Regions from separate parts of the Homo sapiens genome. Here region 2 is linked to region 1. A link is a loop called in an ENCODE intact Hi-C map of the cell type or tissue named here. Cell type or tissue: GM12878. All regions are shown on one strand. Links, peaks and the distances in the headings refer to the core of each region. The heading gives the core; the rest is flanking DNA.

Region 1 (15,612 bases), core at 6,956-9,455:
CTACGTCTTGTTAAATGGCTCCTTCCAGGCTGTCCGGGGAAGGCCACAGCTACAGCTGCAGATGAGATTTAGAATTTCTTGGGCGACCTCTGCTTGCCCACACGGCCACATGGTGCCCACTCCCATATACAAACAGGCCCTCGTACGTACCTAAACCCTGCCCTCATGGTGCCCACCCAGGTTTCTGTACCTTCTAAACTGCTTTTTTTTTTTTTTTTTTTTTTTTTTTGGGACAGAGTCTCACTCTGTGGCTCAGGCTGGAGTGCAGTGGCACGATCTCAGCTCACTGCAACCTCCACTTCTGGGGTTCAAGTGATTTTCCATCTTCAGCCTCCAGAGTAGCTGGGACTATAGGCACCCACCACCATGCCCAGCTAATTTTTATATTTTTAGTAGAGACAGGGTTTCACCACGTTGACTAGGCTAGTCTGGAACTCCTGACCTCAAGTGATCCACCTGTCTCCGCCTCCTGAAGTGCTGGGATTACAGACGTGACCACTGCACCGAGCCTTTTTTTTTCTTTCTTTCTTTTTTGGAGACAGTCTTACTCTGTAGCCCAGGCTAGAGTGCAGTGGCACAATCTCAGATCACTGCAACCTCCGCCTCCCAGGTTCAAGCAATTCTCCTGCCCCACCTTCCCGAGTAGCTGGGATTACAGGTGCCCACCACTGGCTAATTTTTGTATTTTTAGTAGAGACAGTGTTTCACCACGTTGGCCAGACTGGTTTGGAACTCCTGACCTCAAGTGACACACCTGCCTCGGCCTCCCAAAGTGCTGGGGTTACAGGCATGAGCCACCACACCTGGCCTGTTTATTTTAATCTGACAAAACATACTTGCCTGTTTTGTTTCTTGCTGAGACCAGTAAGTTGGAAATGTCACATGAAATGGCAACTCTGGATCCCAACTCTCCTCTCTGTGGATCCACTGCAGGCATAACTAATCAATCACTGAACTCTTAGGAGGCCTCAGAATCTTGCTTAACTCACCTCTCCAGGTACTCACTATTCACTGTGCAGCTTCAGCCTGCAAATGGAAACCCCTTTGCCATCCCTCGCCTAAGCTCTGGAAGCTGGGCCCTCACATGCTCTTTCCCGTCCCTTTCCTTCCAGACTTTGTGAAGACGGAGCGTGATGAATCCAGTGGGCCAAAGACCCTGAAGAGCCTCACCAGCCACGACCCCATGAAGCAGTGGGAAGTCACTAGCAGGTAAAGTGGGCGTGGGGTGGGTGTTGGGGGGGGTGGATATCAGGGACTCATGACAAATTAGCATGGTTTGGCCGGGTGCGATGGTTCACGCCCATAATCCCGGCACTTTGGGAGGCCAAGGCTGGAGGATCATTTGAGCCTAGGAGTTTGAGACCAGCCTGAGCAACATATCGAGACCCTGTCTCTACAAAAAAAATGTGGTGGTTCATGCCTGTAATCGCAGCACTTTGGGAGGCCAAGGCCGGTGGATTGCTTGAGGTCAGGAGTTTGAGACCAGGCTGGCCGACATGGTAAAACCCCATCTCTACTAAAAATACAAAAATTAGCTGGGCGTGGTGGTGGCACACGCCTCTAATCCCAGCTACTCTGGAGGGCTGAGGCACAAGAATTGCTCGAACCCAGGAGGCAGAGATTGCAGTGAGCCGAGATTTCACCACTGTACTCCAGCCTGGGCAACAGACCGAGACTCTGTCTCAAAAATAATAATAATACTTAGCTGGGTGTAGTAGTCCTAACTACTTAGGAGGCTGAGATGGAAGGATTGCTTCAGCCCAAAAGGCTGAGGCTGCAGTGAGCTGTGATTGTGTCACTGCACTCCAGCTTAGGCGACAGAGTAAGACCTTGTCTCAAAAAAAACAAAACAAAACACTAGCATGGCTCTGCAAACCCAGGGCCTGTGAGAAGGTGAACTGAAGCACAGAGAAACCCAGGACACAGGAGAAAGAAGCTCCAGCCCAGGAGAGGTGCTCTCCTGCCTCCTCTGCGAGTCTGTTGACCGCTGGAGAGGTTGATGTGACTGTGACAAAGCTGGGGAAATTCTAATGTGACGGAAAGTTCAGTTTGACTCAGCTAACATTTGTTGAGTCCCTGTGATGTGTCCAGTTCTAGAGAAATCAAGGCAAATTCAGTGCAGTCCCTGACTTAGGAACTTGCGGCCTAGTGCATGAAGAAGTGACTGCGGAGAGAATGGAGAGATTCCAAGTCTACAAATGGTGGCTGTGTCTCCTGTGGGACAGAGGACACCAGCAATCATGGGATCTGTGGCCACCAAACCCCACCCTATCCACTAGCAAGAAAAATCACTGGGGGAAAATGCACACTGGTTGCTCTTGGCAGAGACTGAACTGAGAATAGTACAGATGTTAAAGTCTGTATTACCAGAATACAGACGTCCTTGGTAGCAGGGCTGCCCTAACTCACCGATGTGGTCTCCGAGATCCAGAATCAAGTTCTGGTCTCTTTGCCGGCTCACCAGCCGAGGAGGCAGAACCATGCCAGCAGCAGACATAGCTTGTTCCTCTCCTCCCTCCCTTCCCCACAACTCATCCCCACCAACCCTTGCCCTCACCCCAGCCACCCCCGCTGTACACAGGAATTCTCATCTCTAGCACATTCCCTGATCCACTTCCAGCTTCCGATGTTCACAGCCGTGGGCACACAAGCATCCCCTTTCCCTCTTTCCCTCCCATGATAATCCCATCAGCAAATGCATCCTGGCTCTGAAGTGTCTACTGTGTTCCAGAATCAGGATCAGTGTAGGGAAACAAATTCTTTTCCATTTTGACTAGCATGAGAACGAGCATTTATTTCTGAAGCAGGCAGTGGTGGATGGGAACAAGGTACAGCTCGGAACCAGGCTGGCAGAGCACATGGGAGCTGTGGAGTGTCCCTGACAGCCTATACGCTCAGAACTCAGTTCTCAGGAGGCCGGTGCCTGACACAGTGGCAGCGTGCAGTGTGTCTGTTGGGGCCACCTTGCCTGGGTCTGGGCCATCCCCTCCATAGCTTTAAGCTGATTGCCCCCAATTCCAGGCTCCAACCTTGATCTCTGTGACCTCACACTCATTTTTCTAAATATGCACATGGCTGTCTCTATGCTGACGCTGCACACACAAATGTGTGAGCTGATGTGTTCCAGAGGAACCCCTGCTGGAGTCTGCCCTGAAAATCCCCTCCTTCCTGCCACCCAGGCTACCCCCCCACCATCTCTCTGCCCTGCCAGCCTTGCCAGCTTCTCATTCCATCCTCTGCACCTGCTCACCAGCCTTCGGACCGTCCAGGAACAGGCCAAACCCCTCTCACCTGGAGGCCTTTGCATGTACTCTTGCCACTGCCGAGAACAGTCTCCCCTTCTTTCTCTCTTATCTGCTTATCTTCTTATCTCAGATGAAAGACCACCTCCTCAGATGGGGCCTCCTGGGGTCACCCAATGCCCAGTTGGTCCCAACACTTCACTAGTCCCCATCTCTGCCCCTTGTTATTCTCAGACTTCAGCACTACATCAATACCGTGTCTCTGTGTCACTGAGCTTGTTTTTCTCTCCCATCAAAAGTGAGTTCCATAAGAACAGAGACCATGGCTGCCTCACTCACAGCCATATTCCCTCCTCCCGGCCTGGGGCCAGGTGCTTACGAGGCCCTCAGTAATCACGGTGTTGCATGGATAGATGAATGAATGAATGGATCACTGCCCAAGAGGTGAAGGAGTTGAGGAGAGCTCGAGAGAGCCCTAGGGTTATCAGAGGACACTTTCCTTGGGCTGGTGCTGACCCCGAGAAGGGAAGGGACCCCTGAGATGTGACTCCATGTCCTCCCTGCAGGGCCCCTCCGTGCAGTGGCTCCAGCATCACTGAAATCATCAACCCCAACTACATGGGAGTGGGGCCCTTTGGGCCACCAATGCCCCTGCACGTGAAGCAGACCTTGTCCCCTGACCAGCAGCCCACAGCCTGGAGCTACGACCAGCCGCCCAAGGACTCCCCGCTGGGGCCCTGCAGGGGAGAAAGTCCTCCGACACCTCCCGGCCAGCCGCCCATATCACCCAAGAAGTTTTTACCCTCAACAGCAAACCGGGGTCTCCCTCCCAGGACACAGGAGTCAAGGTGAGCATCCTCTTCATTAAGACGGCTCCCTCCCTCCTTATGAAAGCGCCCTGGGCTTTGGGCTTTCACCCTAGAATGGAAGCCTCATAAGGGCCACAATTTGTGTCCACTTGGCTCATGACTTATCCCTGGGGCCTGAACACAGCAGGCCCCTGACATGTATGTGGAGTCTTCCATGTCCTAACCTGTTAGTGCAACTCGATTGCTTTTTAAAGGGTAAAAATTTGTAAAGATATTGCCAAGAAAAGGAACCTCCTATAAAAACTATATACATATCAAAAAACATGTTTTGGGCCGGGCATGGTGGCTCACGCCTGTAATCCCAGCACTTTGGGAGGCCAAAGCGGGTGGATCACCTGAGATCGGGAGTTCGAGACCAGCCTGACCAACATGGAAAAACCCCATCTCTACTAAAAATACAAAATTAGCCAGGGGTGGTGGTGCATGCCTGTAATCCCAGCTACTCAGGAGGCTGAGGCAGGAGAATTGCTTGAACCCAGGAGGTGGAGGTTGCGGTGCGCCGAGATTGCGCCACTGCACTCCAGCCTGGGCAACAAGACTGAAACTCCGTCTCAAAAAACAACAAATTTCGGCCGGGCACGGTGGCTCACGCCTGTAATCCCAGCACTTTGGGAGGCTGAGGTGGGTGGATCACTTGAGGTTAAGAGTTCGAGTCCAGCCTGGCCAACGTGGTGAAACCCCGTCTCTACTGAAAATACAAAAATTAGCCAGGCATGGTGGCTCACACCTGTAATCCTAGCTGAGGCAGGAGAATCGCTTGAGCCCAGGAGGCAGAGGTTGCAGTGAGCCAAGATTGCACCACTGCACTCCAGCCTGGGCAACAGAACGAGACTCCATAAAAATGCCAGGTGTGGTGGTGCATGCCTGTAATCCCAGCTACTCAAGAGGCTGAGGCAGGAGAATCGCTTGAACCCAGGAGGCAGAGGTTGCAGTGAGCCAAGATTGCACCACTGCACCCCAGCCTGGGCGACAGAACGAGACTCCATAAAAATGCCAGGTGTGGTGGTGCACGCCTGTAATCCCAGCTACTCAAGAGGCTGAGGCAGGAGAATCGCTTGAACCTAGGAGGCAGAGGTTGCAGTGAGCCAAGATTGCACCAGTGCACTCCAGCCTGGGTGACAGAGTGAGACTCCGTCTCAAAAAAAAAAATGGCCAGGTGCGGTGGTTCACGCCTGTAATCCCAACACTTTGGGAGGCCGAGGCAGACAGATCTCGAGGTCAGGAGATCAAGACCATCCTGGCTAACATAGTAAAACCCCATCTCTACTAAAAATACAAAAAATTAGCTAGATGTGCTGGCACGCACCTGTAGTCCCAGCTACTCGGGAGGCTGAGGCAGGAGAATCACTTGAACCCGGGACGCAGAGGTTGCAGTGAGCTGAGATCACACCACTGCACTCCAGCCTGGGCGACAAAGCGAGACTCCATCTCAAAAGAAAAGAAAAAAAATGTTTCTAGAGCTAGTTAACCTTTGGGCATCTCCCGCTCCCTAGAGGGCCCTGTGGAACAGGGTGGGAGTTTCCATGTAGAGCCTGCTCGCACCCTCCAGTTCCCCTCTTTTTTCTCGACCATGAGGTTCCCCATTCTATAAGCAGCTTCCTAGTCTCTCCTGTAGGGGACACTTAGTTAGAAACTGGAACTAGGGATGTAAAAGGCAGGGCAGCCAGCCTGCAGAGAGAGGAGGCCCGGCCCTGAAACTCTGGGGAAGCCCCGGACGGTGGAGAAAACTGATCTGAGTCTAGAACTGGTTCAGGCAGAAGAATGGAAGCCAGATAGGAGACCGGGCTACGCAGCCGAGGAACAGGGTCAGCACTTCCCAAAGGCACAGACGCTCTCTGGTGCTGCTGGAACAGAGCAGAGCCAACCATGGGTACCTCGTGGATACACAAGTGGGGAGCTCTACATGTTTCTAGTAGCCACAGGATGACAGACAGACGTGAAAGTGCAGGCCCAATTACCAACGATTTAAGATGGGCAAGATAGCTTGAGCACTGTCTTCCCTTGAGGCTCTTTGCTGGCTTATCATAACCTCAGGGGTTCACTCTCAGCCTCTCTTCCTCTAACACTGGTTTTTTCTTCATCCTTTTTCCATGAGGACTTGCGTGCTGTCCGCCACATGGGGCAGAGCCAGCAGCGGTGTGTTCTCCATCACACTGTCCTCCAGCTCCCTCCAGTTCCACCCTTCCCAGGCCTGACCTGGCAGGGTCTTCCTCTGGATGGAGAAGCTGTTGACAGTCTCATTTCTCAAAATATGCGAGATATGCTCTAAGAAACGGATAGGCCAGGCGCGGTGGCTCACGCCTGTAATCCCAGCACTTTGGGAAGCCAAGGTGGGCAGATCACTTGAGGTCAGGAGTTTGAGACCAGCCTGACCAACACGGTGAAACCCCATCTCTACTAAAAATACAAAAATCAGCCAGGCGTAGTGGCCCACACCTGTAATCCCAGCTACTCAGGAGTCTCTGAGACACGAGAATCGCTTGAACCCGGGAGGCGGAGGTTGCAGTGAGCTGAGGTCATGCCACTGCACTTTAGCCTGGGTGACAGAGCAAGACTCCATCTCAAAATAAATAAATAAATAAATAAATAAATAAATAAATAAATAAATAAATAGATGAGAGGAAGTCAGGAAGAGAGAGAGAAAAGGACAGGACAGGATAGCCCTGAAGCTCAGCTCAGCTGTCTCTCTCTCTGCCTCTGTACAGAGTTTGTTGATAGGGTGTCAGACCCTGGTCATTCCCTAAGAAACTTGGAGGGAGGAGAAACAGCCTCAGTTTCCTGCCCTGGAAATATGAGGACAAAAGGCACTATTCAGTGGGTATCAAGGTGCCTGTGTGGCCACCTCTTTGGAGACCCCAGGAAATGGAGCTCTAAGCAACCAGAAAGAAAAAGGAGCATGATTATTTGTGTAAGTGAATGCTTTTCAGCTCCCAAAGCGAATGGATCTTGGTGCATAACAACGAGCACACAGCTTGGTGGGAGCATGCTCCCCACAGCCCCATGGTGACAGCTGCAGACAGGCTGCCATCCACGGGCAAGGGGCCCCCAGGGTACGCTTCTAACTCACTGCTCACCAAGGAGGCGCTTGGAGCCTGGAGCCCTGCAGCTCGCACACCTGCCTCATCCCTTTCCGCTGCTCCAGGTCCCAGGCTCAGCCAGAGCAAAGGCTGTGGAAGGGGGTGTTCCAAGCACCATCAGTGTTTCCCCACCATCACCCAGACCCAAGTGCAGGGACTGACCTTCCCGGTTTGCCAAGTACTGTCCCAGTTTTAGCACTGAAAGTCCCACATCTCAGGAAACCCTTCAGTCCTGCGTAAGCAAGGACAACTGGTGACCCCAGATCGAAGCTGTGCAATTAGGAAGGGGACTCTTCTCAGCCCCTGGCCAGTGCTTAGCTGCTTTGGAGATGAGACTCGTCTCCTGAATCTGAGAAGTACAGTCATTTGCTGCAGGAATCAACTCGTCCCCTAGATATCGGTTCCCTTATTCAACAACTGTGGCCTGCTATAGGAGTCAATTTCTTGTTACCTTTGGTCAGGGGAATAAGACTTACTTTTGAGTTTTTCATGGTTTTCCCCAGTCTTCCCCGCCCGCCCCACCAAGCTTCCCCTCTCTAAGTGCAACAGAAGCCTCCTCTTAGAGGGAAGGCTTCCCTGGTCTCTATCTCACTGCTCTTTTCCCAGAGGAGTGAGCTTTAGAATCACAAAAGGGCTTGCACCCAGGGCTCTTCCTGGTCCTGCCCCCAGTTCTCTGAAGTCAGCCCCCTCCTCCCATCTCAGCCCCTGAGAGAGGGTGGTCAGAGGTCAGGACTTCTTGCTCCTTCATCTGAAAACTTGTGACCATGCCAGTTGCACCCTCCTGTGCCCTCTTCCCTTGGCTAACTCACAGCAACGGCCTTTGAGGGTCCACACGGGGGTCAGAAGAGGGCTGAACATGGAGGGGGCCCTTTCCAAAGTCCTTGTTTGAGGCCCCAGCATTTCTATGTATGCACCTGCTCTAAGGTGTTTCCAAAAATTAATGGGCAACACCCCCAGGTGCACAGTCAGGCTCCCTTTGGTGTGTCCCGGAGGCCAGCCTCCCTGGAGCTCCATGGCTTCTCACCGGCACCTGTGTGAGGACGACATCCCGCCTTTGTCCCCTGAGCCCACACCTGCTCCCCAGAGTCACTGTTGAGTGCCTGTGAGCAGCTTCTCAGTGCACATCCCATCAGTAACAGGCGCAACAGCCTCAACAGCTCAGTGGGTTCCCAGCGATCCACAATTTCTTCACGATAGCTTCCTTTTCTGTAGAAAGCAGAACCCAGAACACTCCCCTGGGAGATTCTGCTGCTAGTCAGGAAGTAAAATGTGTTCCCATTTCTCGTTCTCATAGTTTGCTCAGCAGGAAATCACCTCCAGTCAGAGCAGTGATAAATCAGAACACAAACAAGCAAAGGCAGCACTTGCCTACTTTGGGTCACAACACAGGAGCTTCCCCTGCCCATGAGTTGAGTGGGCCTTTCTTCTAGCTACTGGCCTTGGCTTCCCCAGTACTCGCAAGTGTCCAAGTTCCCTCTGACTTGCACCACAGCCACCACGTGTTCCTTCCACTGTGAGTTAGGAGAGGCTTCCAGGGAGAGGACTTCATGTGGCTGGGAAGGACACTGTGTTAACCGGGATGTCGGGCCCCCTGAGCTCAGATTCTGTCCTTGTTTGTGGCTGTGTTGCTGTGCCTGGGAAAGTGTCTCACACATGAGTTTGGTAGATGGAGCCTCTTGAGCTTTCACCCTCAAGTAGCACAAGTGGTTCCTGAGGAGGAGGTGTGATCGCCTTCCTGAGCGGTCATGCAAATGCTGGGTCGGAGCAGAATTGCTGGAGTCAGAGGAGAGGCTGCGGGGTGGGGATGGGAGGAACCGGGAAAGGAGGCCTGTTGACTGGGGAGGTGGGAAGGGGCTGTGGAGAGCAGGCTCATCTGATGAGGATGAGGGGTTGATACTGAGGTGCCATGTAAGTTCTCACTTCATTTCTCCCACAAATCCTCCAGTGCCATGCCCCTTGCTCACAGATGCTCTGATGTGAACAGGTTTTATAGTGGAAAAGGTCCCAGGCCAGAACTGAGGCTGTCTTTGAGGACAACGTATGATGAACACAGTACTGTTTCCTCTTCCTTTTTTTCACTTGAGGTGAAATTCACTTAACATAAAATTAACCATTTCAAAATGAACAGTTTGCTAGGCTGGGCACAGTGGCTTATGCCCATAATCCCAGCACTTTGGGAGGCCAAAGTGAGAGGACTGCTTGAAGCGAAGAGTTCAAGACCAGCCTGGGCAATATAGTGAGACTCCCCATCTCTACAGAATAAAACAAAACTAAAAAATTAGCCAGGCCTGGAGGCATTGCTACTCCCAGCAATGTCCAGCTACTCCTAGCTACTCCCAGCTACTCCCAAGTAGTCTCAGCTACTTGGGAGGCTGAGGGGAAGGACTGCTTGAGCCCAAGAGGTTGAGGCAGCAGTGAGCCATGACCGCACCACTGCACTCCAGCCTGGGTGACAGAGCGAGACTCTGTCTCTAAAACAAAACAAGACAAAACAATTTGGTGCCATTCAGTAAATTTGCAATGTTACATGTCTCTATCTAGTTCAGAAACATTTGTATCACCCCAAAGAAAGACCCAGAGCCATTAAGCAGCCATGCTCCCATGTCTTCTCCCCTGGACATGTGTCTTCCCTGCTCTGTCCCTGGCTCTAGGCCCAGTGACCTGGGGAAGAACGCAGGGGACACGCTGCCTCAGGAGGACCTGCCGCTGACGAAGCCCGAGATGTTTGAGAACCCCCTGTATGGGTCCCTGAGTTCCTTCCCTAAGCCTGCTCCCAGGAAGGACCAGGAATCCCCCAAAATGCCGCGGAAGGAACCCCCGCCCTGCCCGGAACCCGGCATCTTGTCGCCCAGCATCGTGCTCACCAAAGCCCAGGAGGCTGATCGCGGCGAGGGGCCCGGCAAGCAGGTGCCCGCGCCCCGGCTGCGCTCCTTCACGTGCTCATCCTCTGCCGAGGGCAGGGCGGCCGGCGGGGACAAGAGCCAAGGGAAGCCCAAGACCCCGGTCAGCTCCCAGGCCCCGGTGCCGGCCAAGAGGCCCATCAAGCCTTCCAGATCGGAAATCAACCAGCAGACCCCGCCCACCCCGACGCCGCGGCCGCCGCTGCCAGTCAAGAGCCCGGCGGTGCTGCACCTCCAGCACTCCAAGGGCCGCGACTACCGCGACAACACCGAGCTCCCGCATCACGGCAAGCACCGGCCGGAGGAGGGGCCACCAGGGCCTCTAGGCAGGACTGCCATGCAGGTGCGCTGCGCCACACGTGGGTTCGTGTGCATTTGTGTGTGTGTGCATGCGTGAGTGCGTATGTGTGTACCTATGCATATGTGTGTGCATGTGTGTGTGCACGCATGCATATGTGCGTGCATGTGTGAACGCATGCATGTGCACACATGCGAGTGATGGTCCTGGGAACTGCTCCATGAGAAGGGAGAGTCAGGATTTGAACCCAGGTCTGCCTGTCCCACACATCCCTGACCCTGCATTGCCTCTGCAGCAGTTGTTAAAAGGAAGAAAGGCGGGGCTGTGGATAAACTTAGTCTAGTGTCAGTCCCAGAGGAAGAAGATTCCATAAAGAAAAGGAGCCTAAATCATTTATATCTCATTGTTATTATAAATTTGTTTTGCAACTGAGTTTCGCCAGGCACAGTGGATCACGAGGTCAGGAGATCGAGACCATCCTGGCCAACATGGTGAAACCCCGTCTCTACTAAAATACAAAAAATTACCCGGGCATGGTGGCGCACGCCTGTAGTCCCAGCTGCTTGGGAGGCTGAGGCAGGGGAATCGCTTGAACCTGGGAGGCAGAGGTTGTGGTGAGCCGAGATTGCGCCACTGCACTCCAGCCTGGTGACAAAGCAAGACTCCGTCTCAAAAAAAAAAAAAAAAAAAAATTAAAAAACAACAACAACGGAGTTTCACTCTTTGTTGCCCAGGCTAGAGTCCAGTGGTGTGATCTCGGCTCACTGCAACCTGCGCCTCCTGGGTTCAAGCGATTCTCCTGTCTCAGCCTCCCGAGTGGCTGGGATTACAGGCACCTGCCACCATGCCTGGCTAATTTTTGTATTTTTAGTAGAGATGGGATTTCACCATGTTGGCCAGGCTGGTCTCGAACTCCTGACCTCAGGTGATCTGCCTGCCTGGGCCTCCCAAAGTTCTGGGATTACAGGCATGAGCCACTGCACCCAGCCTCATTGTTATTATTAAGTCGCATTCATACTTGAAAATTTCCCAATATTTTGGAGAATTCAGCACACTTTCCCTCTCCTTCATGTAAAATAAAAAATTTTTTGAGCAAAACTAACAGTGATTAAGAACAGACTCCAGGCCGGGCGTGGTGGCTCATGACTGTAATCCCAGCATTTTGGGAGGCCGAGGTGGATGGATCACCTGAGGTCAGGAGTTCAAGACCAGCCTAACCAATATGGTGAAACCCTGTCTCTATTAAAAATACAAAAATTAGCTGGGCATTGTGGTGTGCACCTGTAATCCCAACTACTCGGGAGGCTGAGACAGGAGAATTGCTTGAACCCAGGAGGCGGAGGTTGCAGTGAACCGAGATCGCAACACTGCACTCCAGCCTGGGCGACAGAGTGAGACTCCATCTCAAAAAAGAGAACAGTCAGGCTATGTTGGATTTGAATCCCAGCCCTCCCACCTCCTGGCTCTGTGCCTTGAGCCTCAGTTTACCCATCTGTAAAAAGGGGCTGTTAATAGTACCTACCTCATAGACTTAGAAGGAGAATTGCATTGTAGGCTATTATGTATTATTACCATGTATTATCATCTATATAGAAATTATATATTTATATTTATGTATTTACATTGATATCCATTACATATCATTTCATATATATATACTATACATATTACATATGTGTATATATTTTATATATATATATGGTACGTACCTGGGTGTGGTGCCATGCACCTGTAGTCCCAGCTACTGGGGAGGCTGAGGCATGAGGCTAGCTGGAACCCAAGAATTCAAGGCTGCAGTGAGCTATGATTGCACCACTGCACTCCAGACTAGGCAACAGAGTAAGACCCCATTTCTAAAAAACAATTTTTTTAAATAAGCAGGTAAAGTACTTAGAGCAGTGAGTGCTGGCTCTTCTCAGCTACACGTTAAAGGAAGCCTGGCCTAGCCCACAGCATGCAGGGACCTGGGCCACTTAGTTCAACATGGCCTGGTGAGAATGAGCCCTGACAGCCCTTCTGTTCTTGTCCCACAGTGAAGCCCTCAGTGAGCTGCCACTGAGTCGGGAGCCCAGAGGAACGGCGTGAAGCCACTGGACCCTCTCCCGGGACCTCCTGCTGGCTCCTCCTGCCCAGCTTCCTATGCAAGGCTTTGTGTTTTCAGGAAAGGGCCTAGCTTCTGTGTGGCCCACAGAGTTCACTGCCTGTGAGACTTAGCACCAAGTGCTGAGGCTGGAAGAAAAACGCACACCAGACGGGCAACAAACAGTCTGGGTCCCCAGCTCGCTCTTGGTACTTGGGACCCCAGTGCCTCGTTGAGGGCGCCATTCTGAAGAAAGGAACTGCAGCGCCGATTTGAGGGTGGAGATATAGATAATAATAATATTAATAATAATAATGGCCACATGGATCGAACACTCATGATGTGCCAAGTGCTGTGCTAAGTGCTTTACGAACATTCGTCATATCAGGATGACCTCGAGAGCTGAGGCTCTAGCCACCTAAAACCACGTGCCCAAACCCACCAGTTTAAAACGGTGTGTGTTCGGAGGGGTGAAAGCATTAAGAAGCCCAGTGCCCTCCTGGAGTGAGACAAGGGCTCGGCCTTAAGGAGCTGAAGAGTCTGGGTAGCTTGTTTAGGGTACAAGAAGCCTGTTCTGTCCAGCTTCAGTGACACAAGCTGCTTTAGCTAAAGTCCCGCGGGTTCCGGCATGGCTAGGCTGAGAGCAGGGATCTACCTGGCTTCTCAGTTCTTTGGTTGGAAGGAGCAGGAAATCAGCTCCTATTCTCCAGTGGAGAGATCTGGCCTCAGCTTGGGCTAGAGATGCCAAGGCCTGTGCCAGGTTCCCTGTGCCCTCCTCGAGGTGGGCAGCCATCACCAGCCACAGTTAAGCCAAGCCCCCCAACATGTATTCCATCGTGCTGGTAGAAGAGTCTTTGCTGTTGCTCCCGAAAGCCGTGCTCTCCAGCCTGGCTGCCAGGGAGGGTGGGCCTCTTGGTTCCAGGCTCTTGAAATAGTGCAGCCTTTTCTTCCTATCTCTGTGGCTTTCAGCTCTGCTTCCTTGGTTATTAGGAGAATAGATGGGTGATGTCTTTCCTTATGTTGCTTTTTCAACATAGCAGAATTAATGTAGGGAGCTAAATCCAGTGGTGTGTGTGAATGCAGAAGGGAATGCACCCCACATTCCCATGATGGAAGTCTGCGTAACCAATAAATTGTGCCTTTCTCACTCAGCTGTGTGTGTGGCGTTTTTCCTGACATTCGGAGCCATAGATATCCTTCTAGATGGCAGGGCCTGCACAGGGCACAACTGAGGCAGTTAAGGGTTCATGGTGGTGATGGATGGTGTTGCCCTGACCAGATGGGACACCATAGAGCCAGTTTGAAGCTGGTCCTGGACTAGGAACAGGAGTAAACCGCACCCCTTCCTTCCTTCCACCCACACATCTTCCTGGCACTCCAAGCACCCTGCGGCCACCCAGAGGCCACGAGCATCCCCTCCAAACCTGCTGTCCTGCAGCCCACAAGTTCCTCCCAGCTTTTATAAGTTTTCACCACTTAAGCTGCAGTGACAAAAAAAACACGTCAACACTCCCCAGGTCATGGGTTCCCAGGTCAGGGAGTAGACCCCCGCCCAGAGGCACAGTGCGGGCCACTTCCACGGCGCCTCTGCCCCACCTTGGGCTGCCTGGCCTCTGCTTCTGCTCACAGACACCAGGCCTGGGCTCCAGGCAGGGCCTGGAGCCGTGTCTTTGGCAGCCTCCAAGCAAACCATTCACTCCCAAGCCTCAGTGGCACCTGGAGCCCAGCAGGGGCAGGACTGAGTGCCTGCTGGGACCATGGCTCCCTACCCCCACTCAGGTGTCCCCGCCCTGCAGGCTCACTGCCTGGTGTCCGTGTAGAACCTGACCTAAGTCCCAGGCCCCAGCCTCTGATTCAACAGACCAAGGGCCACGGTGGAGAGAGAGCTGGAGACACCCAGACATTCTTTAGTCTCCCAGCCCCCATCACCAGAGCTGAGGACCCAGGCATGGATGCCCATGGTCCCTGGGGAACCCACTGGCTGCTGGGGTGGGCTGGCCTGCTACACAAGTGCCATCATCTGCTCACCCACAGGGAGAATGTCAAGCCCAAGGCCCCATGCCCACTTAGGATGGATGTCTAGGCACTCCCCAGCATTTCTGTGGGTTCCCAGGAGATACGGGTAGGAGAGCAACTGTTTGGGGCATACATCATGCTCCCCGTCACCTGCTCTGGGTTCCAGTCACTCAAGCAAATGCAGTGCCCCCACCACAGTCAAACCCAGGGCTGCTGTGAGGACCTGGCTTTGATTGCACGTGGTCGGACAGCTGAGGCCCACCTGGTGCTCAGAACAGGAAACGCTGTGGAATGCAAGAATTTTCATCCTTGCCTTTTCCATCTCTCTACCCTGCACCCACCCCGAGAGGTCCCGGACCACTTTCTCCCTAGGCTTTTTGCTGCCGTGATCATCTGGGTTCCACCTTGACCAGGTCTCTCTCCTGTCTCTCCTTTCCTGACAATTCTAGGCATTCCAAACACCCAGGTTCCCCCTTCTGGCAGAGGGGGAACCCAGACATCCCCACCTCCTTATCACCTACATAATTCACCTCCAAGTAATTCACCTACACCAGGCTCCCTAATCAAGAAGGCAGGTCAATTAGCCAGCTCTCATCAAAGTGCTCCATTCCTAGGATGAATTTCACCGCCCCCTGAGATTGCAGATGCTGCTACAGTCACTGTTCCTTTTCAGAGGTAATTTTTTTCCTTCTCTGCTTGATGCTATGAAGGCTGGTTGAGAGCAGCAGAGTTTGTGCCGACAGGAAGGTGTTACCCTCATGATGGACAGTCTCTAGCAGCGCTCTTCCCAGTGCCTCCACCGCAGCCCCCCCCCCACCCCCCCGCAGCCTGGAGGGCAGCGCCTGCAGCCAGTGCCACCTGCAGGGACAGAGTCAGCCACGGGCTCCTCCTCCTTCCTGCATTTCCATTCTTTTTCCACACCATTTTCCCCACCCGGATAGGAGAGAAATTAGTGAGTCATTCAGAAAAGCTCTCTCCCACAGCTACCTTCCCTGGTTCCAGCCTACCAGGTTCTCATCTTTGCATGTCCTTAAAATAGCTCCTTTCTCTTGGCAAACAAATTTCCATGGAGACCCAGCTATGGGAAGGCCCAGAAGCTTTCTGCAAGGCAGCAAACTCAGCTCCCAGCC
Region 2 (15,612 bases), core at 8,735-11,234, 100 kb before region 1:
AAAAAAAAAAGAAGTAACTTGGAAGTCTACAAGAAAGATACCACTGGCTGCTTGGGAAACCAGACAATAGAACTGCTTTCTCCCCTGACGAAGGTGCTGGGGAGATACTTACTCTTATGACACTAAACTCCTTCCTGCCCCAGGGTCTTGGCACCTGCCCTGCCTTGTGCTTGGGACTCCGTCCCTCAGGTCACTATGTGGCTGACTGGCCAACAGGATTCCTCCAAGGCCTTTTCCCAGGTCTTCCCATCTAATATCATGCCCTGTCCCATAGCCGCTCCTTATAGCACTCCTGTTTTTTCTTCATAGCCCTTATCGCTGTCTGCAAGGGGATTTGTCTCCATTGCCACTATAACAAATTTCAGCAAACAGAGGGGTTTAAAACAACACAATTTATTATCTTGCAGTTGTGCAGGCCAGAAGTCCAGAAGCTCTCACTGGGCTCAGGTCAAGGTGTTGGCAGAGCTGAGCTCCTTCCAGAGGCTTCAGGGGAAAATCCCTGTTCTTGCCTTTTCTGGTTTCTAGGGGTCACCTGCATTCCTTGGCTCATGGCCCATTCCTCTGTCTTCAGAACCAGTAATGGCCCATCAAGTCTTTCTCATAATGCCGTTTCTAGGGCTCTGACTCTCTGCCTCCCTCTTCCCCTTATGAGGACTCTTGAACGTAGATTGGGAACAGCTGAATAATTCAGGATCCTCTCCCAACCTCGAGGCCAGCACATGAGCAACCTTATCTCCCTCAGGCCATGGTACATAACAGCCACAGGTTCCAGGGATAAGGAGGGCTTGGGAGGCGGAGGCCGTTATTTTTTCTACCGCAGCAACTATCTTGATTCTGTATTGACTCACTCATTTATTATCTGTCTCCACCACGAGGATGTAAGACTCACGAGAGCCAAGACCTTGTCCATCTTGCTCTCCACTGTCTCTGTAGCACCAGAAGGATGCCTGGCACAGAGTAGGTGCTCAGTAAACATTTGCTGCATGATTGAATGAAGGAGTAAATTTGCAATACAAACAAAGTGGGAAAGGCCAAGGAGGGAAGGAGAGTGGAGACCCCCAAAGCTTTCCTGTTCCGAAATTATCTGATTCATTCTACAAGATTAGCAAAGCCTCCCAAGATGTAGGCGTTCAGGGCCAATGTTTCATAATCAGCTCTGCGAGGTTGGCGCTGGGTCTGGGATGAGGCAGGCGGGCGGCCGGAGTGACTGGGGGCCCGAGCTGCCAGGCTTATCAGGGAGCCGTCCCAGGCTCTGCCCCCTCAGGCAGCTTCTCTCCAGGCTGCTCCCAGGGCTGGGGACTCTGGGCTGGTCTGCCAGCTGTCACTTCTGTCTTCCCCAGAGTACCTCAAGAGTTTTACGAAAAGAAAAGAAGCAAGCTGGAAAGAAGAGCGTCTCAGGGATATGTAATTAAGGATAAAAATATCCCTCATAGGCTCTGGGCAATGGGGAAAATGGAGATTGCTTGCCTTCCTGGGCCCAGTGGAACCATGAGGGCTTTTGAAACATAATGATTAGGGCAGGTTTTTAGCATTGATGAGCCTGTGCAATGATGAATGCCATCTATACGGGTGTGAGGTACCAAAAGATGTGTGGTTAAATTCTCGAAGGGGAGGAGTTTAAATGGAGCTGCATGTAAATACAGGACCTTTGCTTGGGGTGAGAAGGAAAGGGGAAATGGAAATAGCAAGGGGATGAGCTTCCTTAATTGCATGTGGCAGAAGGAAACGGCAATTTCAAAGGCAAACATTGAACGTGGGAGGTGGAGGAGGCCTTGGATGCTCCCAACAGCATCCCTTTATCCCTCAATCTCCCGTCCCTTCTTCCATCTTGAGACAGGCCAAGGAGCCCCAGGCCCATCACTGTCAGTGGCTCCCACGTAGCCAGGGGTGCTCCCACCCCAGCCCCCAGCACCCCTACAGCCATCTTCATTCCTCAGCCCCACCTGACACGTTGCCCCTGACAGGGCTTAGTAGATTTCCGCTGGATGAAAAAGGCATGGGTGAAAGAATCTTGACTCTAAGATAAAAATGGTTACCCAGGAAGAAACAGAAAGAGAAATTAAAGAATGTGTCTTGAGAGAAATGGAACAATAAGCAGACTTCAACCTGAGGGCTTTGTGAAGTCAGGGTCTCCTTCACGTGGTCTGATGGGCCACTGCATTCCTCTCTTGTCTAATCTTTCTTTTCTTTTTTTGGACAGAGAAGGATTACGGCAGATTAATATTGATAATTTCTGCTTTTTCTCTTAGGGCAGTAGTGAGGGTGAGGAAGTTCAAATTGAAAATACAAAACAGAAGTAAAATCCCCTGACATGGAAATAAGCCTTCCTTCTTGGGAAACTATCAGTGTAGATATGTTTCTCTAAAATGTAACTTTAGAGTCTGGAATATATTTGACATCTTAAAAATGGTCTTCAAGACTTTATGGTAAGGCCAGGTGCAGTGGCTCATGCCTGTAATTTCAGCACTTTGGGAGGCTGAGGCAGGCAGATCATTTGAGGTCAGGAGTTCAAGACCAGCCTGGCCAACATGGTGAAACTCTGTCTCTGTCTAATTCAAAAATTAGCCAGGCATGGTGGCGAGTTGCCTATAATCCCAGCTACTCAGGAGGCTAAGGCATGAGAATCGCTTGAACTTGGGAGGCTGAGGTTGCAGTGAGCTGAGATCACGTCACTGCACACTCCAGTCTGGGCGACAGAGTGAGACACTGTCTCCAAAAAAAAAAAAAAAAGACTTTATGTTAAGCTCATCAAGTGTTCAATGAGGCATTTGTTAGAGATGGTAGAGATGGACAGTCTTCAATTTTGGGGTGAAAAGATTTGCAAAAATTTGTCAATAATAATGTGATGACGTCCAGAGCTGGTCCCACCACTGGCTCTCTCCTGCCACCTGCCCAGTGGTGGCTTCAGGCCACACTCCCTTGGCAGAAGAACACGCTATGCATGCCTCCTGAGCACCCTTCTTCTGCCTCCTGGCCCGTTTTCCCTGTGCTTCTCCCTGGAGTCTGAGAAACAGATGTTGCCGTGGTCCCCTGCCTGGTAGAGCCCAAGAGATTCTCTACAGCTGTGCTGGCCAGTGCTGCAGCCACAGGCCACATGGGGTCACAGAGCACTTAGAATACACCCCCTCCCCCCCCAAAAAAGAGAATGTCCTATATCTCATGATAATTTTATTGCACATTGAAATCTTAATATTTTGGATATATTGGGTTAAATAAAATACATTCATCAAATTGATTTTATCCCGATGTTTAAAAACTCCCAGGCTGGGTATGGTGGCTCATGCTTGTAATCCCAGCACTTTGGGAGGCCAAGGCAGGCAGATCACTTGAGGTCAGGAGTTCGAGACCAGACTGACCAACATGGTGAAACCCCGTCTCTACTAAAATTACAAAAATTAGCCGGGCTTAGTGGTGCATGCCTGTAGTCCCAGCTACTCCGGAGGGTGAGGCAGGAGAAATGCTTGATCCCGGCAGGTAGAGGTTGCAGTGAGCTGAGATTGCCCCACTGCACTCCAGCTTGGGCAATAGAGCAAGACTCCATCCCAAAAAAAAAAAAAAAAAAAAAAAAAAAAAATTCTAAAATCTGGCTGCTGGAAAATTTAAAATTGTATATAAGGCTCACATTACATTTTCACTGGGCATCATTGCTCTAGAACCTTGCTGCTCAGAGTCTGGTCCACAGGCCAGCAGATCAGCATCACCTGGAAGCTTGTTAGAAATGTGGACAATCAGGTCCCAGACCCGGGAATTCAGAATCAGCGTTTGAACAAGATCCCCAGGTGATCCTGATGCACATTAGGGTTTGAAGACCATGTGTGGGTTGGGGGAATGGCAGTCAGTCTCACTCACCACGGGAGGGAGTGCAAATGCCGACAAATGCTCTGGAGGGCAAATTGCCAATGTCTATCAACATCCGTAATGTCTGGGTGCAGTGAGGAATGTTCTCCCACCCCTAATTTGTCCAACAAGTCACATGGACAAAGATATATATACGAGGACACCCACTGCAGCATTATTTCAAATAGGGGTCAAAGAAGAATCCTAACAAACAACCTCATGTTGCCTAGGTTAGCATTCAACCTAACCATGATGAAGAGGGAACTGCTTAAATACACTGTGGTCCAGCCAATGGAAGACTATGCAGCTGCTTAAAAAATTAAAGTAGAGCTGTGTGTAATGAGTTGGAAAGATTTCAAACATTAATAAAAAAGTTGCAGGGTGATATTGTTGTAGGATAGTTTTTGGTTTTTGTTTAAGGGATAGATTATATACACAAGATTGCACATACATAAGAGTGTTGAGATAGAACTTGTATTTTAGAGATAGGATCTCACTGTGTTGCCCAGGCTGTTCTTAAACTTCTGGGCTTGGCCAGGCGCAGTGGCCCACGCCTGTAATCCCAGCACTTTGGGAGACCGAGGCGGGTGGATCACCTGAGCTCAGGAGTTCGAGACCAGCCTGGCCAACGTGGTAAAACCCCATCTCTACTAAAAATACAAAAATTAGCTGGAGGGGGTGGTGGTGGGCACCTGTAATCCCAGCTACTTGGGAGGCTGAGGCAGGAGAATCGCCTGAACCTGGGAGGCAGAGGTCGCAGTGAACCGAGCCACTGGACTCCAGCCTAGGCAACAAGATTGAAACTGTCTCAAAAAAAAAAAAAAAAAAAAAAAAAAAACAACTCCTGGGCTCAAGCAATCCTCCCACCTTGGCTTCCCAAAATGGAGATAGAACTTTTAAAATAATTTTTTTTTTACATTTAAAAGTTATATCTCAGCTTGGTCAAAAAAAAATTAAAACAGTACCAAAGGAAATACATAGGAAATAGAGATCCCCTTCTCCTATTGGTAACCCTAATGTCCTGCAAATCCCCCACCCTAGTCCCACTGTTGACAGTTTCTCAGATACTGTTTTCAAATGTTTTATATATTTATATTTGTTTTTGTAAATAGGATAATACCGTATACACTGTTCTGCGATTTGCTTTCTTCCCTTAGCAATCTGTCCGTGAGATGGATCCAAGTTCATTCATGCATCTTTTGTGCTTTTTAACAGTTGAACGATAATGGATGGATACATAGATGATTTTCTTTTTTGTTGTTCTCACTACAAAAGACAGATGCTACAATAAGCAAGGCTTGCTTGTGACTGTGCATACAAGCTTTCTCCAAGAAAAACTATTACTGGGTTGAAGGAATGCGTATATGATTGTAAAATACTGCCAAACTGCTTTGCCCGGGGCTCTTCCGAGTGACCTTCTCACCCAGTGTCTCTTGGTCCTCATGATGCTCACACATCTCAATTCTGGACATTACCAGTGCCTGTAATTTTCAGCAGACAATGAGTGAAATATGTGATCGCAATATTTTATTTTGCATTTCTCTCATTAGAAATGACACTAATGACCCAGGCGTGGTGGTTCATGCCTATAATCCCAGCACTTTGGAAGGCAGAGCTGGGCGGATCACCAGAGGTCAGAAGTTCGAGACCAGCCTGGCCAACATGGTGAAATGCCAACTCTACTAAAAATACAAAAATTAGCCAGGCGTGGTGGCGCATGCCTGTAACCCCAGCTACTCAGGAGGCTGAGGCAGGAGAATCACTTGAACCTGGGAGGCGGAGGTTGCAGCGAGCCGAGATCACACCACTGCACTCCAGCCTGGGTGACAGAGCGAGATCCCATCTCAAAAGAAATGACACTGAGCCTATTTTCATATATGCATTCACCATTTGTGTTTCTTTTCCTGTCAATTGCCTATTTATATTCTTTTTCCATTTTTTCCTTTTTAAAAATATTTCCGATTTTAAAAACCCTTTATATGTTTTGTATATTAATTTTGGGGGTAAGTTATATGAAAATATTTTCTCCAGCCTGCAATGTTTTTAAACATTGTTTATGGTGCGTTTTGTCATGTGGAAGTTTAAAACCATTAGGTAGTCAAATGTTTTCATTTACGGATTCTGAGTTTTGTGAATCACCCATCCCAATATTATTTATTTAGGGAAAATGCTATTTTCTTCTAACAATTTTTAATGTGTTTTTATGTTTAGCTCTTTATTTATTTTTATGTTTGGTATAAAATAGGGACTATAACTTCACCGTCCAAATGGATAGCCAACACCGTATTAAATAGCCCATCCTTTTCCCATTGATTCACAATGCCATTATATCATGTGCTAATTTCCCCCATAGTCCTAATCTGATTTGAAACGCCTCCTCCTGTTCCATTGATAGATTAATCTACTCTTGACCCAGCTGCATAGGTTTAATCGAGGTGGCTTTCTTGTGTGTTTCCTTATCTGGCAGACTAAGTTCCCATTTATTATTCTCATTAGTCCTTGCTTGCCATGCATTTTCTTTTCCAGGTGATTTTTAAAATCAGCTTGTCAAGTTCTCTGAAAAAATCCCAGTTAGAATTTTGTGCAATTACATGTAATTAATAGGTTAATTTATAAATAACTTATGTTCTTATAACATCAAGTCCTTCAATTTGAGATCATGGTTTCTCTCTCCATTTATTCAGCTTTTCTTTTATATCTTTTTTCTGCTTTCTCCATATAGTTCTTAAACCTGCTCTGTTACTGAGTGTGATGTAGCTTTAATTACCTTTGCAAACAGAATCTTCCTTTTCCATCATGACATTTTCTGGTTAGGTTTTGTGGGTATCTAGGAAAGTGATAGTTTCGGTAGGGTACTCTTAAATATCTGTCTGAATTCTCTTATTCATTTTAATAGTTTCTGAATTTATTCTTTTGGCTTCCCTAGGTAAATGATCTTGTTTTGTGCAAATAATGGCAGACAGTCTGTTCCTTCCAATGCAACTCATTTAGGGACAGGGGAGTTGTTCTGATCTGTTTTGTGCTGGCTGGGACCCGCCGTGCAATGCTGCAGATCAGTGGCATGGTGCTTTTGGTTGTCTCATTTCTTTTTTTTTTTTTGAGACAGAGTCTCACTCTGTCGCCTAGGCTGGAGTGCAGTGGCGCGATCTCGGTCACTGCAACCTGCACCTCCCAGGTTCGAGCAATTCTCCCACCTCAGCCTCCTGAGTAGCTGGGATGACAGGCATGCGCCACCATGCCTGGCTAAATTTTGTATTTTAAGTAGATTTAAAATACAGGGTTTCACCATGTTGGCCAGGCTGATTTCGAACTCGTGACCTTAAGTGATCCACCTGCCTCAGCCTCCCAAAGTGCTGGGATCACAGGGATGAGCCACTGCACCCGGCCTTGGTTGTCTCACTTCCGATTTCCAAGGATGTTTCTGCTCCAGGAGGAGGATGCAAGTCAAAGACAAGGAGTGCAACAGGAGTGCTGGGAGATGGGCACTCACCGAATGGTGCCCAAATGGGACCAGCACCGTGGATAGGAGCTGGAAAACTTAGCCAGTGGTGAGCCACAGGGTCTTCTGAGCCAGCTCAACCCACTGCGAGGCTCCTCTTTGGTGAGACGTGGTGCTGGAGGCGTGGTCAGGGCCAGACACCAGGAAACTCTCAGGCCACAACCTGTATATCTCTAGATAGTTCTGGTCTTCTTTAACGTGTTCCTTGAATAGAGCAGAAATCGGCCTCCTATAAAATCCACTCCTGGATCCCGGTTCTCCCCTCAGGAGATACATGGAAGCCTCAACTGTTTGAAAAACCAGGCAGGTCTCTCTTGAGGTTTCTTCAGGCCAAACCCTCTGGGTTACTTCAGCCATTCCGCACGCCCCTCTTAACCCCAGGCCATCCCAGATCCACCTCCCATGACACACTCAACCTGGTGCCTGTCCTTCCTAATGGGGGTCTCAGAACCCAAGGCCTGCAGAGTGGACTGACCCTCCCACCGGGCGCCCCTCCACGAGTGCAGTCTCACAGACAGTGGCACCAGGGGGCGCCCATTCAGCGATCCAGCTTCACAATGTATTTGCCATCGACTAAAATGCCATCGTCTTTTTCACATGTGCTCCTGCTAAGCTAGATTTGGAACTTTATTTTTATTTATTTATTTATTTATTTATTTATTTTTGAGACAGAGTCTCACTCTGTCGTCCAGGCTGGAGGGCAGTGGTGCGATCTTGGCTCACTGCAACGTCCGCCTCCTTGTTCAAGCAATTCTTCTGCCTCAGCCTCCGGAGTAGTTGGGATTATAAGTGTGCGTCACCATGTCTGGCTAATTTTTGTATTTATAGTAGAGGCGAGGTTTTGCTATGTTGGCCAGGCTGGTCTCGAACTCCTGACCTCAGGTGATTCACCCACCTTGGCCTCCCAAAGTGCTGGGATCACACGTGTGAGCCACCGTGCCCAGCCGAGACTTGGAACTTTAGATTGTTTTGTCCTAAACTTCCCATGGCTACACCAGCCCGTTACTCCAGACCATTGAGGTCAGCTTCATCCTGGCTCTAGCACCTGGCATGTGTGCCATCCTCCTAGCTGGATGGCAGCCCCACATTGGAAGGCCTGCCTCCTGGATCCTTATCTGAATTGCTGATGTGAATGAAAGGAGGAACCAACAGCACAGACGCCTATGTCTGGACTGACACTGGTGTGGCCTCAGCCAGGCCCATCTCTCTCCCTGTGCTCTTCAACAACAACAAAATCACAAATGAACCCCATAAAATGCTTTATGGAAACCTATAGATATCAGATTAAAGATCACAATCTGGTGGCCCCTATGTTGGATTTAGTGTTCTGTTCACCCAACCCATATTTTTAAAAATTATGAACCAGTTACAAGCATTTTTAAAAATTCAGAGATTTCTACATAATAATCTGGATTTTCAGCTTTCCTTGAAAAATCTGAAGATCTGATACCCTTGATTATTCCACAGTGATGTAGCTGGGGTGGGGCGTGTATTAGTCTGTTTTCACGCAGCTGATAAAGACATACCTAAGACTGGGCAACTTACAAAAGAAAGAGGTTTAATGGACTCACAGTTCCACGTGGCTGGGGAGGCCTTACAATCATGGCGGAAGGTGAAGGGCACATCTCATGTGGCAGACAAGAGAAGAATGAGCTTGTGCAGTCAAACTCCCATTTCTAAAGCCATCAGATCTCATGAGACCCATTCACTATCACGAGAACAGAGCCGCCATAATTCAATCACCTCCCACCGGGTTCCTCCCACGACACGTGGGAATTGTGGGAGTTACAATTCAAGATGAGATTTGGGTGGGGACACAGTCAAACCATATCAGAGTGGAAGCATTCCCTTTCAATGGGGCAGTTCTCTTTGATGTGTCACCATCCCCACCTCGCCCTGTCGCCTCACTCGCAGCCTGTTCCACTCATTTACATCACCCGCCTGACTGCTGTAGGCCACTGAGCTATGATATTCATCAGACGCAACTAATTACCCAACTTGTGAGGCCAGCAACCACACACTGGTAAACAGGTTTAGTTGACTTGGTGTGTTCCCAGTGACCTCCTGCTGGTTCCCAGGCCCAGCACCTGCTTTGCCTCTCCTCACAGATCATGCTGTTAGTAATCTCATCTAGCCTCTTGCCTGGGGTGGACGTCAAGCTCACTACACTGTAAACTCCAAAACAGCCCACGTTACTCCCGGTGACAATCAGAATTCCCCCTGGCCTGCCCTCAGGTGTCCTGGCTCTCTCCTCTCAGCATCCCCCATGGACTCATGGGCACCCCCGGTTGAGCTCGCTCACCCAGAGCTCTCTCTCTTCCCTGGGATGAGGCTTGGTTCTACGGAAGCTGGGGTCGTCACAGCCTGTTTTCTGCCTTGGGGTTTGGTCCCAGTTCCTCAGAGCAGTGACTTTCAGTTCCTTTGCAGGTGTGACCTGTCTGCTCCTGTTAGAGCCTCCTTTCCCCAGAGGGCAGGGTGGGCCCCACTGGGGAGCTGGAGGGCTCACTTTTGTCACTGCACTTGCCACCCAGAACACTGTTACTGTCCCTTTCTGGCATTTCTTGGTTTCAGACAATCTCACCTACCCCTCAAAGAAGGCGGAAGCTTCCTGTCGTGGTCTGGCCCTTTGCCATCTTTCAGTGTTCCTCACTGAACGGTAATCCCCTCCGTGTGCCCCCAACGAGTCATTCACCATCTTGTGCTAACTGCATTTCTTCCTGATCCAAACTTGCTTTCTGGAGATGGGGGCCATGCAGAAGGGAAGGCGGGTGTATCAGGAGGTCTGGTCTCTGGGGACTGAAGGGATGATTTTGCCAAAAGGGTCAATGTCACTGGACCACATGCCATGGTAAACCTTGGACAACCAGTTCTCCAGGGAAGAAAACAAGCCCGTGATTTGTAGTGTTTGCCTATTTCTACCGTGGAGACACTCTAACCACAGCTCCCACCAGAGTGGCTGCATTCACAACCAGCTCTTGGGGTTCCTGGAAAACTGGGATTTGAGCCTGTAGGAGCCAGTGCCAGCACCCCATGGGCATGTGTGTTATCAGCTCACATCTGCCAAGTCCTGGCGAGGTCTGCCTGCCTCTAGGACTGTAGACGTCTTTATTAGAGACTCCTGTCACACCTGTTAGGAGTCAGACAGATTAATAATCACTTCTTTTTATTTAGAGCTCTTTTAATCCCCAAACTCTTATTTATAAGTTATTTTATAAATTAATAATGATATATCATATATTATATTATAATTAATAATGACATATATGTCATATAACATTATTAAAATCAATTAATTATTAAATAATTATAATATATAATTATATATTATATTATTATTAAATATATAACATATAATAGATATTATATATTACATATTATATAAGTAGTAATTGCATATTATATAAATAATATATATTATATATAATATAAATATATTTATTTATTATAAATTATATTTATTTATATTATATTTATAATTACATTATATTATATTAACTTATTTATAAGTTAATCAGTTTTACCTCTTCCTTGTGATCAGGTTTGGGAAGGATGTTTTTTCTACCTGCCTGGTCTGCTTCCTTGACTGTGTGATCAGGGTCAAACTGCCCATTCTTCTGAGCTTCAGTTTATTTATCTGAGAAATGGGAGTTGCTGGTCCATTAGCACAGTTAGCAGAGCAGGTGCTGCATGATGACCGTGGCTCTCACTGACTGGGAGCCACGCCCCGGGCTCTGTTAGTTCGTTAAACCACTTGGGCAAGTAGGTCTTGAAATCTTCATTCACGGCCAAGGAAACTGGTTTGGTCTCAGAGAGTTAGATACTGTACTCTAGATCGCACAACCAGTTGGTCGTGGAGCTAAGATTGACATTCGTAGCTGACATGGTGTTTTAAAACTTAGTCACAAACATTAAAAAATCGGAGATTTCATCTAGGAATCTGGACTTTTACCTTCTGAAAAATTTAAAATTCTAGCACCCAAGGCCTGTGTTACCCCATGATGCTGTAACTGGAGCTAACTGGAAGCTGCTGCCTTTGAAGGGGTGTTTCCCCCATGGGCCCCAGTCCCCGCCTCTCCCTAGTGTCCCACACCTCGCCTGCTTCACTCACACCAAGTTTCACATTTCGTGATTTTCCCCATGGGCCAGAATGAGAGGAAGAAACTGAGGCACAGAATGTTTTGGCAATTAATTCAGCTCAAATCAGAGAAGCCACAGCAGAGCTAAGAACCGGTCTTTCATAGTCAGGCTATGTGATCAAAACCACAGCGCCTCGGTGGCTCACGCCTGTAATCCCAGCACTTTGAGAGGCCGAGGCGGGCAGATCACAAGGTCAGGAGATCGAGACCATCCTGGCTAACACAGTGAAACCCCGTCTCTACTAAAAATGCAAAAAAAATTAGCTGGACGTGGTGGCGGGCGCCTGTAGTCCCAGCTACTCGGGAGGCTGAGGCAGGAGAATGGCATGAACCCGGGAAGCGGAGCTTGCAGTGAGCCCAGATCACGCCACTGCACTCCAGCCTGGGCGACAGAGCAAGACTCCGTCTCAAAAAAAAAAAAAAACAACCAAAAAACCACAGCGCCTTCTCACTACAAAGCCATGACTTTACAAACTGTTTTAATCCCTTCTGTCCCCATATTGCACTTTGTATAACACTCCCCTTCCTAGGAAACCATTTGAATGGGTGTCTTTTTATTTGAATATGTTCTTACAAAACACTATTGTTGTCTTGGGTGCATGCATTTTAAATTGACTGAAGTCATATCATAGCTTTCATTCTGTGTTCCCCCTTTTCACCAAAGGATCTTCCATGCTGCTGCGTGCACAGCAAGCTCTTGCTTCTGGCTGCTGCAAAACACCCCATGTATGCCTTGACCACACTACTTGTCCACTGTCCCAGTGATGGGCATCCAGGTTCCCTGCAAATCTCTGCTGCACAAAGAATGACAACCCATATAGGTGGGTTGTCAAAGTGAGCCCTGGGGTATATGCCCAGGAGTGAAGTTGCTGGGTCATAGCATATGCTCATATTTAATTTGCCTAAATTGTACCTGATTATTCTCCACAATGGCTGTCCTGGTCTATGTTCCTGGGTTTCTCTATCCAGCACAGATGTTGAGAGAGACGGGAGGGCTTTGCACCAGTAACTAGGCCCTTGGAATGGAGCTCAAGGCAGGCTTGCCTCATGTCAAAGGCACCAGAACACACAGGCAGAGAGATTGGAGAACGGCAATCTTTCAGAGTCCAGGAGCGTAGAACTTAGAGGAAGGAACCTGAGATCTGGGTTCAAGTCCTGCCTCTGCCACTTCCAGGGCAAGTCACTTGGCCCTTCTGTATCCTGGCTGCCTGCCGAGGGGGTGATCTGCCCAGTGCTAGGGTGTTCTCTCAGAAAAGTAGTTCTTTTTTTTTTTTTTTTTTTTTGGAGACAGAGACTTGCTGTGTTGCCCAGGCTGGAGTGTGGTGGCATGATCTCGGCTCACTGCAACCTCTACCTCCCAGGTTCAAGCAATTCTCCTGCCTCAGCCTCCCGAGTAGCTGGGATTACAGGCATGTACCACCATGCCTGGCTTATTTTTGTGTTTTTAGTAGAGATGGGGTTTCACCATGTTGGCCAGGCTGGTCTCGAACTCCTGACCTCAAATGATCCACCTGCCTCCGCCTCCCAAAGTGCTGGGATTACTGGTGTGAGCCACTGTGCCCTGCCTTTTTTTTTTTTTTTTTTTTTTGAGACATAGTCTTGCTCTGTCGCCCAGGCTGGAGTGTAGTGGTGTAATCTTGGCTCACTGCAACCTCTGCCTCCCAGGTTCAAGTGATTCTCCTGCCTCAGCCTCTCAAGTAGCTGGGATTACAGGTGCGCACCACCACACCTGGCTAATTTTTGTATTTTTAGTAGAGATGGGATTTCACCATGTTGGCCAGGCTGGTCTTGAACTCTTAACCTCAAGTGATCTGCCTGCCTTGCCCCATTTCTTTATCTGTAAAATAGGAAGACTAACAGAAACTTAAGTGAAGCTGTTTGAGTACTCAAAAAATATTCATCCTTTTCTTCATTCATTTCCAACACTGAGGTAAATGCACAATGCATTTCATCTTCAATGCTGAGGCTTCTTTGCATGCTCGGTCACACTTAGGGCACCCTGGTATCCCCTCTAGCTGGTTCAGGGACTCACGGGACAGAGGCCCTGCTAAAGAGCAGGATTTGGGACTGATCAGGGCAAACAGAAGGTGAGGTCGGAAGTGTGCTGAAGCCATGGGGGGTAGGCTCAGGGAGGGATGGTCGTGGTCCTCATGGGCCATGGTTGGGGAGGAAGAGGAAGAGGAAGCTAAGGTTTTCATGTCTGATCAGCTCTTCTATAAAGTTGGGGGGTCCAAATTCTTTCCCAGTGCTGAGAGGCTTGAGTTGAGGACTTGACGGTGAATCGTTTGGTCAGCTGTTGAGGACAGGCTTGAGATGGACAAGTGCAAGGATTGATTTTGAGAGCTGACCGCCATAGGTCAGGTTCTTCCAGAAGCAGATCCTAGGCCTTGGTACCAGTAATTCATGAAAGAAGGGCTCCCAGGAGAAACCAGTAAGGGAGTGGGGGACAAAGGACAGGGAAGAGGGGGAAACCAGGTGTGGTTTCAGGTGAAGTCTCACCTCTGGCCTGATCTCACAGGAGCTGTGGAGTATAAATTGCACCTCCAAATTTGTCCCACAGGGAGGCAAGAAACTGGGCTTTTGCACATGTACTCCAGGCCCCCATTGGCTGTCTTGGGTAGGGATAGGGAATGTGGACCTCCCGGGTTTCTCCTGGATTTCCCCATAGGTGAGGTGGTTCCAGTGCCCAAGGGCAGTCGTCTGAGGCACCAGGCTTAGGTCTTTGGCAGCAAAGCAACAGAGCCCCCAGAAGTGGGGATGGGAGCAGGGGGGCGGTCAGTGGGTCCCAGGGAACTGGGTAGGACAGCAGCTGCGCTCTCTGTAAGAACCTGGCTATGGTTGGAAACCGTCATTTCTATCTACACCTGTGCTTTGCCAGTGCCGCTCCCTTCGCCCGCCAGGGTGCTCCCTGTCTCTTTGCCCCACCACCTCCTATTCACCTGAAGTAGGAGCATCTCAGCTGCAGAGTAGCTTCTTTGGTGAATCCTTCCCTGATCCACCAGGCTGAGTCTCCCGGAGCACCCTCCCAAGCTACTGTCCTCTCTTCACAAGCCTCTGCACCTGGTCATATTTTCTTAGTTGTTTATGGTTCTGTGTCTTGCTCCTTTGCTGGACTGTGGGCAGGGCCTGGGTCTGTGTTGGTCCCTGATGCCGGGGGCTGAGCCGGGGGGAAGAGAGCCAGAGGGGAAGGGAAGGGTAAGAGGGTAGTGACCGCAAGCGGGCCGCCTGCTGGCTGCTGCACCACCAGCTCTGCTTTCCTTCAGCCCTGCCCAGGGCAGCAGGTGATCGTGGGGCGGATCTTGACGAGTAGCTTCGAGGACAGGGGCCACAGGAGGACAGGCTGCCAGCAAGTGGAGGGTGCCAGGGAGAGAGTGGCTCTGGGGGGCCACAGTGGGGTTCTGGCTTGTTGGAGAGATGGTGGGGTCCAAAGAGGCCCGAAGGCCTGCACAGGGGATGAGATGAAGGGACAGTGGCCACTGGGAGGTCAGAGAGCAGTCGCTATGGGAATGAGCATGTGGAACTTGACGATTTGTCCCTATTGGCAGATACTGATGATAAAACAAGTTGTGTGACATTGGACAAGTTGCCTTATCTCTCGCAGCCTCAGCTTCCCCATGGGTTAATGAAGATAAGTATGTCATGAAGTTTCAATAAGAGGAAGACCCCGGGGGAAAGTTTATTTTTCCCACCACACTTGTATCTGTCAGTGTTTGCTGCATAACAAACAGCCTCAAATCTCAATACTTAATGACAGCAAACATTGACTTTCCACTCCTGGGTCTGCAGGTCTGCTGTGGTTGGCTAATCTAGTTGGGCTGTCTTGGACTCAGCTGAACCAGGCTGGACTCCAGGTTTCTAATCATGTCCAGGTCTGTGCCTAACATCCTCATTCCTGGGCCAGGCTGAAGGGCTGGAGTTTTCCTGGCCATCCTTTCTTATGGCAGATTGCAGGGGCCCAGGAGGGCGAGTAGAAACTCAATGTGCCCTTAAAGCCCTCAGCTCAGAACTGGTGCTTTTGCCCACATTGCACTGGCTTGGCCAGAGTCATGTGGCCAAGCCCAACATCAGTGGGGCAGAGACACAGATTCATCACGCTCTAGTGCAAGGTGCTACAAGGACGTGGCTGCAAAGCCCTGCAGC

What was found. Peaks named below come from ENCODE experiments on the same cell type or tissue, not always from the same donor. Only the 100,000 strongest peaks of a DNase experiment are listed, where the experiment ranks them.
Region 2: a loop joins it to region 1, with 2.6 times the contacts of the local background. A loop is called at or near these places in 1 of 110 quality-filtered maps.

Annotation. Positions count from the first base shown.
Region 1 is chr2:233,194,287-233,209,898 of GRCh38, forward strand. It overlaps INPP5D (inositol polyphosphate-5-phosphatase D), which reads left to right. Exons shown (of 27, transcript NM_001017915.3): 24 at 1,113-1,209; 25 at 3,809-4,090; 26 at 9,840-10,431; 27 at 12,420-13,617. The coding sequence ends at 12,422. It also overlaps the pseudogene RN7SL32P. Among named protein-coding and RNA genes, the nearest start is that of ATG16L1, 50 kb to the right of the region's middle. In GM12878, for the core only: no CTCF peak of the experiment used is centred there; a DNase peak (open chromatin) is centred at 8,405; H3K27ac peaks cover 2,447 bases.
Region 2 is chr2:233,090,969-233,106,580 of GRCh38, forward strand. All of the region lies in intron 2 of INPP5D (inositol polyphosphate-5-phosphatase D), which reads left to right. Among named protein-coding and RNA genes, the nearest start is that of INPP5D, 38 kb to the left of the region's middle. In GM12878, for the core only: no CTCF peak of the experiment used is centred there; DNase peaks (open chromatin) are centred at 9,403 and 9,853; H3K4me3 peaks cover 1,317 bases; H3K27ac peaks cover 2,192 bases.